Linked DNA regions of Homo sapiens: all the other regions are linked to region 1. The links are chromatin contacts, found by Hi-C or POLR2A ChIA-PET in ENCODE. All regions are on one chromosome and are shown on one strand. The core of a region is the stretch at or near the end of the contact, and the rest is flanking DNA. Distances in the headings are between cores, read along the strand shown.

What was found. A loop is a pair of places that touch in the nucleus more often than their neighbours do. ChIA-PET counts read pairs that join two places held with the same protein, here RNA polymerase II (POLR2A). Pooled maps may share reads with other maps.
Region 2: a pooled map shows a loop between it and region 1 (7-fold over the local background). The contact joins two enhancer-like sites. A Hi-C loop is called at or near these places in 6 of 37 single-sample maps with no recorded cell type and 4 of 50 pooled maps.
Region 3: a pooled map shows a loop between it and region 1 (6-fold over the local background). The contact joins two enhancer-like sites. A Hi-C loop is called at or near these places in 1 of 168 maps with a recorded cell type or tissue (OCI-LY7), 5 of 37 single-sample maps with no recorded cell type and 5 of 50 pooled maps. POLR2A ChIA-PET finds 5 or more read pairs at or near these places in 1 of 52 experiments (OCI-LY7).
Region 4: a pooled map shows a loop between it and region 1 (3-fold over the local background). The contact joins two enhancer-like sites. A Hi-C loop is called at or near these places in 1 of 37 single-sample maps with no recorded cell type and 3 of 50 pooled maps. POLR2A ChIA-PET finds 5 or more read pairs at or near these places in 1 of 52 experiments (activated B cell).

What each region holds. Positions count from the first base shown.
Region 1 is chr6:10,530,832-10,534,000 of GRCh38, forward strand. All of the region lies in intron 3 of GCNT2 (glucosaminyl (N-acetyl) transferase 2 (I blood group)), which reads left to right. Among named protein-coding and RNA genes, the nearest start is that of GCNT2, 11 kb to the left of the region's middle. Within about 2 kb of position 1,685, at least 6 of the 41 ENCODE cell types and tissues checked have a DNase peak (open chromatin) inside an H3K27ac peak, as active enhancers do; they include OCI-LY7, where a contact is called at or near this core.
Region 2 is chr6:11,513,345-11,516,513 of GRCh38, forward strand. All of the region lies in intron 4 of LOC105374928 (a long non-coding RNA gene), which reads left to right. It also overlaps the pseudogene THAP12P5. Among named protein-coding and RNA genes, the nearest start is that of TMEM170B, 23 kb to the right of the region's middle. RefSeq lists an enhancer at 1,709-1,758. Within about 2 kb of position 1,492, at least 3 of the 41 ENCODE cell types and tissues checked have a DNase peak (open chromatin) inside an H3K27ac peak, as active enhancers do.
Region 3 is chr6:11,372,793-11,375,961 of GRCh38, forward strand. It overlaps a transcript of NEDD9 not described here. Among named protein-coding and RNA genes, the nearest start is that of NEDD9, 140 kb to the left of the region's middle. Within about 2 kb of position 1,564, at least 4 of the 41 ENCODE cell types and tissues checked have a DNase peak (open chromatin) inside an H3K27ac peak, as active enhancers do; they include OCI-LY7, where a contact is called at or near this core.
Region 4 is chr6:11,276,348-11,279,516 of GRCh38, forward strand. It overlaps a transcript of NEDD9 not described here. Among named protein-coding and RNA genes, the nearest start is that of NEDD9, 45 kb to the left of the region's middle. RefSeq lists a silencer at 1,049-1,343 and enhancers at 1,241-1,310, 1,411-1,460, 1,471-1,570. Within about 2 kb of position 1,429, at least 15 of the 41 ENCODE cell types and tissues checked have a DNase peak (open chromatin) inside an H3K27ac peak, as active enhancers do.

The DNA of each region.
Region 1 (3,169 bases), core at 435-2,934:
ATCACAAGGTCAGGAGTTCGAGACCAGCCTGGCCAACATGGTGAAACCCCGTCTCTACTAAAAATACCAAAAATTAGCCAGGCGTGGTGGCGCATGCCTGTAATCCCAGCTTCTCAGAAGGCTGAGGCAGTAGAATCGCTTGAACCCAGGAGGCGGAGGTTGCAGTGAGCCAAGATCACGTCATCGCACTCCAGCGGAGACTCTGTCTCAAAAAAAAAAAAAAAAAGATTTCTAGACTAGTACCTCCATTTTATAGATGAAGAAACTTCAATGTGATTACATGATGTGCTCAAATCCCACAGCTAGTAAGCAAATGCACCAATTATAAACCAGGTCTCCTAAGCCTGATGTTCTTTTTAGGTTGACTTTCAATAAGGTCTCAATTGTTGCTAAATCAATTCCATCTCTCCTTTGGTCCAAGTTCCAAATGATTTTTGAATAATCTCAAGTTGTTTATAGTGAACCAATTTAGTCCTGCTAGTTCAATTCAAAATAAGAATTCATATTTGCAGTTCAAAGGAAAAAGTAACTGGAACCTGTATGAAGATCACAGTCCTGGTTTCTTTGGATTGCTGGTTCAACCCTGGATGCACATTACGATCATCTGGGGCTTCTAAAAATAACTAAGCCAGGGCCTGTTTCCCTCCTTGGGGCAAGACCTAACTATTGATATTTGTACAGCTTCCAAGTGATTCTCATGTACAGCCAGGGGTGTAAACCATTGCAGGTGCTTGTTTTAGATATTGGCATACAAAGCTTCATAGGCTTAGAATTCTCTTTAAGTCTGTGATTTTCTCAGAGCCAGAAGGGGAAGTATAGTGATCAAAAGAAATTAGGGCTCAGGAAAGTCTGGTGGGGAAAGCACAGAGCTGTTTAAATAGAATTGTAGTGTCCAGAGTAAGGGAAGTGAAAGCCTCACTTCTCTCCCATGTGCTTGGAGTAGGATGTAGACTCTTCAGGTCTGGCCACCCTACTATACGGGGAGACATTGACACAGCAGTTCCAAAGAGAGCAGCCAGGGAGGTAAAAAGGCCAATCCCCACTTTTTTTTTTTTTTTTTTTTAGAGAAGACCAAGACAAAGAAAAAGGATAATTGATTTGGAAAAGACTTGAAGAGGGATCGGTGTCTTTACCTAATTAAAAGATTTGCTCAGGAAAGAGAAATTAGACCAACTCTGTCGTTTTGGAAGTAGAATCTAGGGCCAGCGGGTGGGAGATGAGAACACATGGAGCTGGGAATAAAACGGGCAGCTTCCTCAATGGTGAGCAAAGCCAAGGGAAGCAGGGCTGGGGAAGTGCTGCTGAGGAAACCTCAAGGATTGGACCGGATGGCCTCCGAGTCCCTTCCCACTCTCAGAGTCTGTGATCCTAATCAGGGGACTCAACAGAAACTTAAGGGAAACCCCCTGACTTCTCGACTCGATGTATCTATTGGAGCTGGATTTTTACACCCCGTGTTAGCAGTAACAGATTGGCAAAGCAATAGAAAACAAATGCACCAATTCATGTTTTTCAGAAACTTAACAAAAGTTAGCCCCTGAAGTCATTTCTGTGTTATGTGTGTGGAGGAACACTGCCGGAGGACCCTGACCAGCTCTGCCAACTCTTTTTTTTCTTTTTTTGGATCTCACTCTGTCATCCAGGCTGGAGTGCAGTGGCACAATCACGGCTCACGGCCTCAACCTCCCAAAGTGCTGGGATTACAGGTGTGAGCCACACAGCACCCAGCCCGTGCTGGTCTTGACCTCCCAGGCTCAAGCCTTCCAAGAGGCTGGGACTACAGGCATGTGCCCCCATGCCTGGCTAACTTTAACTTTTGTAGAGACGAGGTCCTGCTGTGTTGCCAGTGCTGGTCTTGAACTCCTGGGCCCAAGCGATCCTCCTGCCTCAGCCTCGTGAGCCACCACATCGGGCAAGCCCTGCCAACTCTTTCCTGACCTGAGGCAGGGCTGAATGTAGGAGGTTAGGGAATTAGAAACCTAAGGGTTGTCTTGTTTAATTATTATTCCGGCTATGTGGAGATCTGAGCCATTTTCCGTTGTAAGGGTCCTTCTGGTTGATGTGTATATGTTGTGGTTTTTGCTTTTTTTTTTTTTTTTTTTTGGCAGGTGTGCGAGGGACATTTTGAGATTGTTCCAATTCATTGTCATGATTGAGGGATTATGATTAGGATTCTGTAAAGTAACTAGTCCAGGCCAGGTGTGGTGGCTCACGCCTGTAATCCCAGCACTTTGGGAGGCTGAGCTGGGTGGATCGCCTGAAGTCAGGAGTTCAAGACCAGCCTGGCCAACATGGTGAAACCTATCTCTACTAAAAATACAAAAATTAGCCGGGTGTGGTGGCACGTGCCTGTAATCCCAGCTACTCGGGAGGCTGAAGCAGGAGAATCACTTCAGCCTGGGAGGCGGAGGTTGCAGTGAGCCAAGATCCTGCCACTGCACTCGCGTCTGGGCGACAGAGTGAGACTCCATCTCAGAAATAAAAATTTAAAAAAAAATTAGTCCAGAAAAACATCTCACAGCTGAAGTGGTCTCATGGGAAGGGAGAACAGCACTGCCCAATAGGAATGCTATAATGGGAGCCATAGATCTAAAATCAAATTTTAGATTTTCCAGGAGCCACATTAAAAGAAGTAAAAAGAAGCAGATAATATGAATTTAAAGAATGTATTTTATGCCAGGTGTGGTGGCTCTCGCCTGTAATCCCAGCACTTTGGGGAGCCGAGGTGGGCGGATCACTTGAGGTCAGGAGTTTGAGACCAGCCTGGCCAACATGGTGAAACCCCAACTCTACTAAAAATACAAAAAACTAGCCAGGCGTGGTAGCTTGTGCCTGTAACCCCAGCTACTCGGGAGACTGAAGCAGGAGAATCGCTTCAGCGATTTAGGAGAACCAGGAGGCAGAGGTTGTGGTGAGTTGAGATCATGCCACTGTACTCCAGCCTGGGTGACAGAGCAAGACTCTGTCTCAAAAAAAAAAAAAAAAAAAAAAAAAAGAATGTATTTTATTTAACTCAGTTTGAAACATCACTTTTACTTGTGGCCTGTGGCTGCGACCACAGGCAGGGGAGGTGGACCACGCATCCTCATTGCTGGTGCAGTGGTCAGGCTCTGCCGCCCTAGCAGCACCGAGACGTTGGCCGTCCTCATGTCGCAGAGTCTCCACCTCT
Region 2 (3,169 bases), core at 242-2,741, 980 kb after region 1:
CAATATGTTGAAACCCTGTCTCTACTAAAAATACAAAAATTAGCCGGGCGTGGTGGCACATGCCTGTAGTCTCAGCTACTTGGGAGGCTGAGGCAGAAGAATCTCTTGAACCTGGGGGTTGGAGGTTGCAGTGAGGTGAGATCTTGCCACTGCACTCCAGCCTGGGCTGCAGAGTGAGACTCTGCCTCAAGACAACAACAATAACAACAAAAACAAAGAAAGTAGAAGGAAGGAAACAATAAAGATATTATAAGAGGAGGAAAGTATGAAACAGAAAACAGACAAATGATAGAGGAAATTAATAGGTATAAAACATTTTGGGGTTTTTCTAGGGGAAATGACATTAAAGTTTGACATGCAGAAGAAAAGAGAAATCACCAATATCAGGAATAAGTATGTGAATATATTACAGATCCAACAAACATGAACAAGTGTATGCTAATAAATTCAACAACTTAGAAGGAATGGACATATTTTCTGAACAATACAACTTACTAAACTGACACAAGATGAAATAAAAATTCTTAACTAGTCCTATATATATAAAAGAAATTGAATTTGTTATCAAAATCTCCCTCTGAACTCTGTTAAACATTTAGGTAAGAAAAAAATAACAATTTTACACAAATGCTTTCAGAAACCCAGGAGGAAGAAACACATCCCAGTGCATTTTATGAAGTCAGCCTGATCCTGATACTAAACTTGACACAGACATTTCAAATAAAGAAAATGAAAACACGAGTCATGTTAAGTTGATTTTCTTTCCCCATCACTAACAGGAAGGCAGGAGGGCCTGAGTTTGCGGGTAGGGAGTGCGGGCTAGCTTGCTGGTAGGGCTACAACATCAAACTTGTATGCAGTTCCCAACTGCACATGGAAGAAAATGAAGCCCAATCTGGCCTTCAGGTTACTACAAGACCTTGAAAGAAGCCTGAGGTGGGTGAAGAAATGTAGAAAAATTAACTTACAAGGTAAAACACCTGATTGGCTGAGTAAACATTATTGTCAAACACTTTGAGAACTCTATGATTTATAAAACTAGTACTTACAGAAGAGTTATTTGCAATTATGCTATGCCAGCAATGGTTGATTTTACTGGTCATCTGAACAATCCACATGGTGGACATTGAAAATAAATAAGATAATTGTGATAATTAAATCAGGACACAAATGGAAAAAATGATGAAACTCCTGAATAGAAACAAACCAATAAAGAAACAACAGCAATACACAGAACTCCAATGCCGAAGAAGAAAGTGAAGAACAAAATGAAGGCATTTCACCCCTAAACTTTGAAGAGAATAAAAACAAAGATCACTTAACATTTTTATTTGAAGTTTGGTTTTTACAAAATACACCTTTGGATGAAAATGAGGCTGACCAAATCTCAAAGGGTTTCTTTTCTCCTTTTAATGTTTAAGCACTGCTGGAGTTCAGGGTACTTTCTGGTGAGGCAGTCCTGAGAAAGTTCTTTGAAACACATTATTCAGTTTGAAAACACAACAGAAACAGGTGCTTGAGATCTACAAGAGCTGCACTGGGAAGAAACGGGGAAGTGAGAGATTCACTTCTTTCCTACTGTCGCTAATATGGAGGACATAGCTGAGAAAAAGCAATCACCGGTATTGGTTAGGCTCACTGATGAATCTCAGGGCCAGAGAGAAGGATGTGGGATTTCTCCCTCCTGAAGCTGATGCAGGAAGTTTGGCTGTGAAATGTCACACTACAATAACTGAGAAGTGGGAAATGAACAAGGAATTCTGGTGTGACCTGGCTTAGATTATATCTAGTAGACTTTCTTTCAAAATGGCAATCATGGTAACTAGAACTTTAGAGAAATAATCCCAACATATCTCCACACCTTGCTCTTCCTCTGCCTTAAATATGCAGAAGTCGAAATCAGTTTTCTGTTGTGGGAGGATCATCTATTGCTTTGGGAGCAATTAAAGATGTTCTTTTTTTCTGTTGATCACAAGAGTTTTAGAGCTCAATAATATAATGTCTGTCCTCTTTCAGAACAACAAAGAAAAGGCAAATGAACTGAAGGAAATCTGCTATTCACAATGTACAGGCATGCATGATGCTTTTGAAATGTTTTTGCTAGCAATTGTTTTGTGTTTAGATGATATAAAGGTTGACACAAATGTTAGATGGAATACCTTTATAGCTGGTTGAGCTTTTGTTCTCTGTAGTGCATTAATGTTTTGATTTAATTATAAATTGTTGTTCATAAAAGTATCCTATTTTCAGAAAGACCATCTGGAAAAAATCTCCAGGGCCACACCTCTGATGTCTTCTTTGCAATAGGCAGCTTGACTGCAGCGTTGCATTGCAGAAAGAGATTGAAGATATTTACATTTATTGTAAATTTTGATTTGAGGAAGCCGCAGGGTTGACAACCATACTTGATGCTGAAATGCTGGGAAATTCCTCAAGGCTCAGCAAGATAATCTAGAATCTAAATTAACCACAGAGAATTACTATAAAGAAATAGTGCTCCACCATGAGGCACATTATCCATGACCTTAAAGACATTTTCTTAGAACAGTACCTCACAGTTCCTAAATGTTCTTAAACAGTCAAAAGCAGTTCACTGGTGGCCTCGGTCATAGAACAGCTTACACTGAACACCATGCCAATGTGTACTCAGCTGACTTATTCAATCCTGATACATTCTCTGCCAACCTTCATTGTTGGAGGTTAAGGCCAAAACGCAGAAAAAAAGACAAAGAGCTTCCACCCACCACGTATAAAACTCCCTATTTATCTCACTTAAAGTTTTTTTTTCTTACTGTCTACATGTTACTGAAGGTCCTGTGTATTCTTCCTTTTGATGAAGTTTGAGAATGAAAGCTATGAAATTGGATGAAAGTGTCTCAAACCACAACTAAGAAGCACTTCAACGGACCAGAGGTCAAGTAACTTTACACTGCTTAACATAAATGTTGATATAAAATAGGATCTTAATTTAACAGTAGACACATATATAAAAAAGCTATACATAAAGCCAGAACTTCCTACAAGTACCTAAAAACCACTGAAAATGCCTAATAGTTTTTCTTTTTATATCTGATATTTAGAGGAAAAGCTGTGAGTTGTATTTTGGCCACTTAATCACTGAATATTTACCCACGGACCTTTCACTGAATATATTAAACACTAAAAACCT
Region 3 (3,169 bases), core at 314-2,813, 840 kb after region 1:
TTCCTTTTGAGAAATAAGCCTGATATTCTTTCAGGGCATAAATTAAGAATGCAACCCTCCTCTGCCCATGGCCACATATATCATGTAAGAGCAATCTGGCATAGATACTCCAATTCATTTTTTTTAAATGGATTCTCAGTTCTAAACAACATAAACCAATGTCTTTATTTTTAATGCTTGTCTTTGCTTCAGTCAAAAAAACTCCAAAACACAATGAAGGAAGAGGCCAATTGAGTAAACCAGTTACTTAAAGCTAACAAAGAAACAGACATCATCAAGCAGTTCTGTCTTCCCAAATCAATTCTTTTGAAATCAAACACCTTCGTTAAGTGGTTCCTTGAACTGTTTTGCCATAAAAATTAAAAAAAAAAAACTCATGAAGAAAATGAAATAATCATGTACAAAATACCTTTGTCACTTTATTTTTAATACAATTGTATGCAATTTGTTAATTTTCATCATCCTTTATAACTGAATTATATGTGCTTTTGAAAGCTACATAATGAATAACATGTTGTATATAATTGTTAAAATGTGTCTATGGTCATCATATAATTTAGACCTGAGGTCCTCAGTAGAAGACAAAGTCCAGGAAGTCAGAACCTCTGTTCCTCTTTTCACTATACCCCAATACCATATGTATATGGGAGAATGGATTTGATTGACTTGAGTTGTATCTGCAGTGCTTCTTGAAGGCATGAAAACTACTGCGAGTGTTTTAATTACTCAAACCTCCACCCTTCCATATGTAAGCTTCTTGAAAATAGGGATTTTGTCTGGCTGGCTTTCCTGCTGAATCCCCAGCACCTAATATGGTGCCTGGCCCATACAGAGTCCTTAACAGATGTTCAATAAATATTAATATCTACTAAATTATTTTCTGAAATGGATACAGTATCTGAGATGGTTAATTTTACGTGTTAACTTGGCTAAGCCAAGGTACCTAGATATTGATCAAACATTCTTCTGGATGTCACTGCAAAGCTATCTTCTTTAAAAGATTAACATTTAAATGAGTAGGCTTTGAGCAAAACAAATGACCTTCCATAATGTAGGTGGGCCTCCAATCAGTTGAAGGCCTTAATAGAAAAAAGAGCGACATCCACAGAGCAAGAAGGAATTCAGCTAGCAGAGTGCCTTCGGACTCAAGTAGCAATGTCAGTTCTTCCCTGATCTCCAGCTTGCCAGCCTGCCTTGCTGATTTTGGACTTGCCAGTCTCCATAATTGTGTGAACCAACTTCATAAAATAAATCTCTCTCTCTCTCTCTCTCTCTATATATATATGTATATATATACACACACACATTCCATTGGTTCTGTTTGTCTGGAGAACCCTAATACACCCACCTTACTCCTTTGCTCACTCAATGAATCAATCAATATATGTCATTTGCCAGGGATCACTCTCACCCATCAAGACCTCACAACTACTAAAGCCAAACCAGTGATACAACCCCTGAAGTACACTCTTGACTTTAACTTCTCCACTCCGGTGGAGTGACAAAGAGCATTACTTCCTTAATGTTTCGACGATTATATGATGCAAAGCACCTGCATGAGGAACAGGTGCTGAGAGGACACTGTACTTGCTAAAGCCATGTCCTGATAGTGTGACAGAAGGCACCAGCATACTACTGTGCTTTGAGGAGAAAATGCTTCCCATGGTGAGGCTGAGCTGCTGATAGTCTCACTTCCTCTAAATATTTCCACTCTTTACAAGTGAAGCTGTGGGTGGGGAATTTCAGAGTCATGGAAACTAGTCAAAGGTTACTAAAGGTTCATGGACACTACTATTTGATAACTGTGTGGTAGCTGCATAGTCGCATATGCTATAGAAAAAGGTGAATATAAAAAATACATCAATAGGAAGCTTATAGATGAGCACTATATGAAATTTGGTTCTCTTCAGGATCAAGCAAAGTGATGGACCTTCATGGAACCCAATCTGCTGGTCTGGGGAACAATACTTTTGTAAATTAAGTATTCATATAGAACTTTTCCCCAAGGGCTTATCTGGAGGGGAAGTGACAGTGAGAGTGAAAGCCTTAATTTGCCCACAATCAGCATGGGCTAGCCCAGTCACAAATTGTCTGTCCAGGAAGATTCTTTTTTTTCTTTTTGTTTTTATTTTTTAATCTTGGGGAGTCACTTTAGCCCTTTCTTCCTCTCCCATTTAAGACCCCTTCCCTCCTTTGATGTCCCCTAGCTAAAACCTGCTTCTAACTTGAGGCAAAATTTTCACTTCTCTGCTCAAGTAGTTTGTGCATGAAACAGGGATAAATTTGGTGGCAATTGTGCCTTCTTGAAATCCTAACTCTGAACCATCATTTTTGTCAATGACTTAGCACTGCCAACTGATAGAAATGATAGACTGTCATACATTCATGCAATAGGATACTATACAGCTGTGAAAATGAATTATCAACATCTCTTGGCATCAACATGGATAACACTCAGAAATATCATGTTGACCCTAGAGCAAGTCTTGGAAGAATGCTTATGTATGATTATATTTACTTACAGTTCCCAAACAGGCAGAAATTGACTATATGCAAATTGTATATATACCTATGCATATATGTCTATGCATACACTTAGACCTAGGAGGCCAATCAAAAAGTAAAGTAAGGGAATGACTAACAAAATTTTAAGACAATAGTTCCTTTTGTGGTAGGTGATATAATTTGGATGTTTGTCTCCTCCAAATCTCACGCTGAAATGTGATCCACAGTGTTAGAGGTGGGGCCTAGTAGGAGGTATTGGATTATGGGGGCAGATCCCTCATGAGTGGCTTAGTGCTGTCCCTTTGATGGTGAGTGAGTTTTCACTCAGTTAACGCACCCAAGATCTGGTTGTTTAAAGGACTCTGGGACCTCTCCCTTCTGTCCTTTTCTCTCTCTCTTGCCATGTCATATGCTGGCTCCTCCTTCCGCCATGATTGTAACCTTCCTGAGGCCTCACCCGAAGCAGATGCCAGCACCATGCTTTCTGTATACCCTGCAGAACCATAAGTCAATCAACCCTTTTTTCTTTTTTCTTTCTTTTTTTTGAGACGGAGTCTCACTCTATCACTCAGGCTGGAGTGCAGTGGCGTGATCTCGGCTCACTGCAAGCTCCGCCTCCCGGGTTCATGCCATTCTCCTGCCTTAGCCTCCTGAGTAGCTGGGA
Region 4 (3,169 bases), core at 179-2,678, 750 kb after region 1:
TATGTGTGCATGCGTGTGTGTGCACCTGTGCACGTGTGTGTGTGCGTGCATGTGTGTGTGCACGTGTGTGTGCGCACGCGCACACATGCTGAGTCTTCTCTCCTTATCTAAAATGTAAGTTCCTTGAGGGTAGGGATTGATGGAATTCCTAGGGCCTAGAACAGGGGTTTGCAGGGAGTGGGTACACAGAGGGTGCTGCTGTTGCTGCTACTCACGCTTTTGGCCCACCTGAACCCAAATCAGTGCTTAAAATTCTGCCAAGTCAAACCTCATTAGGATTTTTTTTAACTTCAAACCCAGCTCTTTCTGGAGGTCCTGGTTCCCTGATTCTGATGCTTTTGCAGAAGGGCATCTGAGTACCAGAGGGGAACAGGATTGGTTCCACCTTCTCTCTTTACTCAGGAGAGCACAGTAGTAACATGTGCCAGGCTTCCAAGGGAAAACAGAGCCAAATAGTGGCCATTATTATAGCATAATGCATATGTGATGGGAAAGAGGGATTCAAAGGAATTTGGAAGGAACATAATGGAGGAACAAGGATGAATAGTTCAATTAGATCCTGGCAAAGGAATAGCTCTTTGGTTACAGGATCTGGAAACAAACAAACAAACAAACAAACAAACTAGTGATGGAAATGAAAATAGAGTCACTGCAGAGTTTCCAAGGCAGCGAAGCAAGTGTACCAGCACAGTACAAGAGGGCTCTGATGCCCGGGGGGTGCATCTGGAAGTGACTAATTTTCATTTGTAATATGGTGCAGTGGCAAAGCATGGGGCGGAACTATCACGCTGCAAAGACATCCACTGGGAAAGCCACCAGCCACTCTGAGCAATGTCTCTTGTCCTTACACTTAAAATGGAAGCTGCTGGAAGAAAAGGGTTTCTGCCTCTACTTACACCACTGAGTACTTGATAGGTAGTGAGACTATGGTTTTGGAGAGCAAATGTAAACACAGCCAAGAATGGCTACTTAAGTCAATAGTGGGAGGTTGGAAGAATGAAGCTTTTATTAGACAAAAGGTCAACATTCATGAGTGAGAAGAGAGAGGTGGCGTTTGGGGGTGGGGAAGTGGTGGAGGAAGAAATTCCAAAGCATGTTACAAATGGGGCTCAGGAATGTGTTTCAATTAGCAAAGGAAGTGAGCTAGGAGGTCTGAGTTCTGACAGGCATGGGCAGGGGGTGGAAAAGAGACAGAGGCCAGCTGGTGAGAAAAGGCTCAGAGAGCAGCGCGAACTAGTCCACAGGGATGAGGCACGTTGCCCTCAGCCCTGAGATTCTCAAGGAGGCTAGGACATCTTAAAAAATTGGACTTTTGCCCATAGCAGTGTTGAACCATCTCAGTTTGGTGCTAAAGGTCTGTGGTGGAGGCACATTTCTTCCAGCATGTGGGAACTTGAGGGGCAATTCTCTTTCTGATTCTACAGCGGATGTTGTGTAGCGTTCACCCACTCTAGGGCAATAGGGACTTTCTTTGGTGACTTCCCAGCTACGGAATGATTAGTAATAGCTAACTCGGCTGGTTCTTCTCCATTTGCCTGCCTCCCACCCACCCAGATTCATTCTCTTTCTTCCTTTGCCTTGCCTTGCCTCTTGAGAAGCTGAGCCTGAGGGCCACTTCTTTTCCACTCCCTGGCTTCTCACTGGATCCAGCCAGCGGGAGGGAGGCTCCTGCAAGAGGTCGGAGGCTGGAGGGAGAATGGGAGTCGGGTGCTTCCTCTCTGCTGCCTCCCTGCTTCTCTCCACAGCCTCAGCTTTCCCTGGGATCTCATAACACATCTTCTTCCCCTCCCGCTTCCTGTCCAGGCTAGTCAAGCTTCTCACTCGCCAGCCTCTGGGAACCACAGTAGCCTTGAATTGCGCTCTTTTCCCAGTTCGCACCTCTGCCTCTCCTCCTTGTTCATCTGAAGCGAATTCTGTACCCTGCCAGACCCTGCCTGTAACGCTGACTGTGCTGAGTGTTGTGACGTGCCAGACCCTGTCCCCAGCCCTCTCTGTGCACTGACTCACTGAGTCCTTCCAACACTTATAGATGAGGCTGGTGTTCAAAAAGGTTAAGATACTTGCTCGAGGCCACAGAGTTGAGGTTTGAACCTAGGTAATTGAGCTCTAGACCCCAAACACTTAACCACTGGTCCTTTCTACCTCTCTCCTAGCTTGAGGTCACATTGCTGAGGTACAGCTAAGAATGAGAAAGTTGCAGATTCGAAGAGCTCAAAATACATGCCAAAGGTTTATACACTAAAGCTTATTTGTAGGAAAATCTCTCAGATCATATTAACTCTTATTTTGTGCACAATTCTAACAGATAAGATACTGGATTTCCCATCTCAGTGGTTCTCAGCCTTGGCTACTCAACACAGTCACCTGGGGAGTTGCAAACTGTCCTCTTGCCTAGGCCAGTGAAAACACAATTCTGGAGATGGGACCCAGGAGATTTCAGCATGCTGCCAACATTCAGAACCACTGTCCTAGCCCACAGCGGCAATTACTAGAAGGCAGGGATTACAGATGGACAGGTCGGGAGATGTAAGTAAAGAGTAGCAGCTGACAGCTACACAAAGGGAGGATAAAGAGTTAAAAAAAAAAAGCAGGGGGAAAAAGGTTCTGATCTGGGTTCATTTAATGTCTGGGCAAACTACCCCTAGGTCTGCAGACATCTTATTATTTTTATTATTACATTATACTCATTATTCTGAGCCAGTTAAAAAATAGAAATATTGTCAATATACTTGATTGAAGTAAAGGCAATAGATACCTTTTGGAAAGTTGTCTTCACCCTAAAAGGCTACATCATTAAGGATATTCTTTAATAGGGTGAACTTGAGCTATCTGGAAGATTCACTTAAAATATGATATTTCCAGCTGATCTGTTGATGCCAAATAAATGAGGAATTGCTGCAGGACTGCAGATGTTTGTCAGAATACTCACACCTGCTGACTTTCAGCAGATGAGAAGTTCACTTGCTCCTGATTCATGCTCACAGATGACATTTTCATATTTCTTGGCCCTAATGCGGGTGCTTGGACAAACACTAGAGCTCCCCAGGCCATGGCAAAAACAGAGGACGATGCCAGCGGCGCGTTCTCCTGGAAACGGTCCGCGGCACCGGGAAAAGCGAAGGCTTCGTGTGTCTCAGCGTGGGCTGCGGTCTCCCGGTTGTTATTGTTG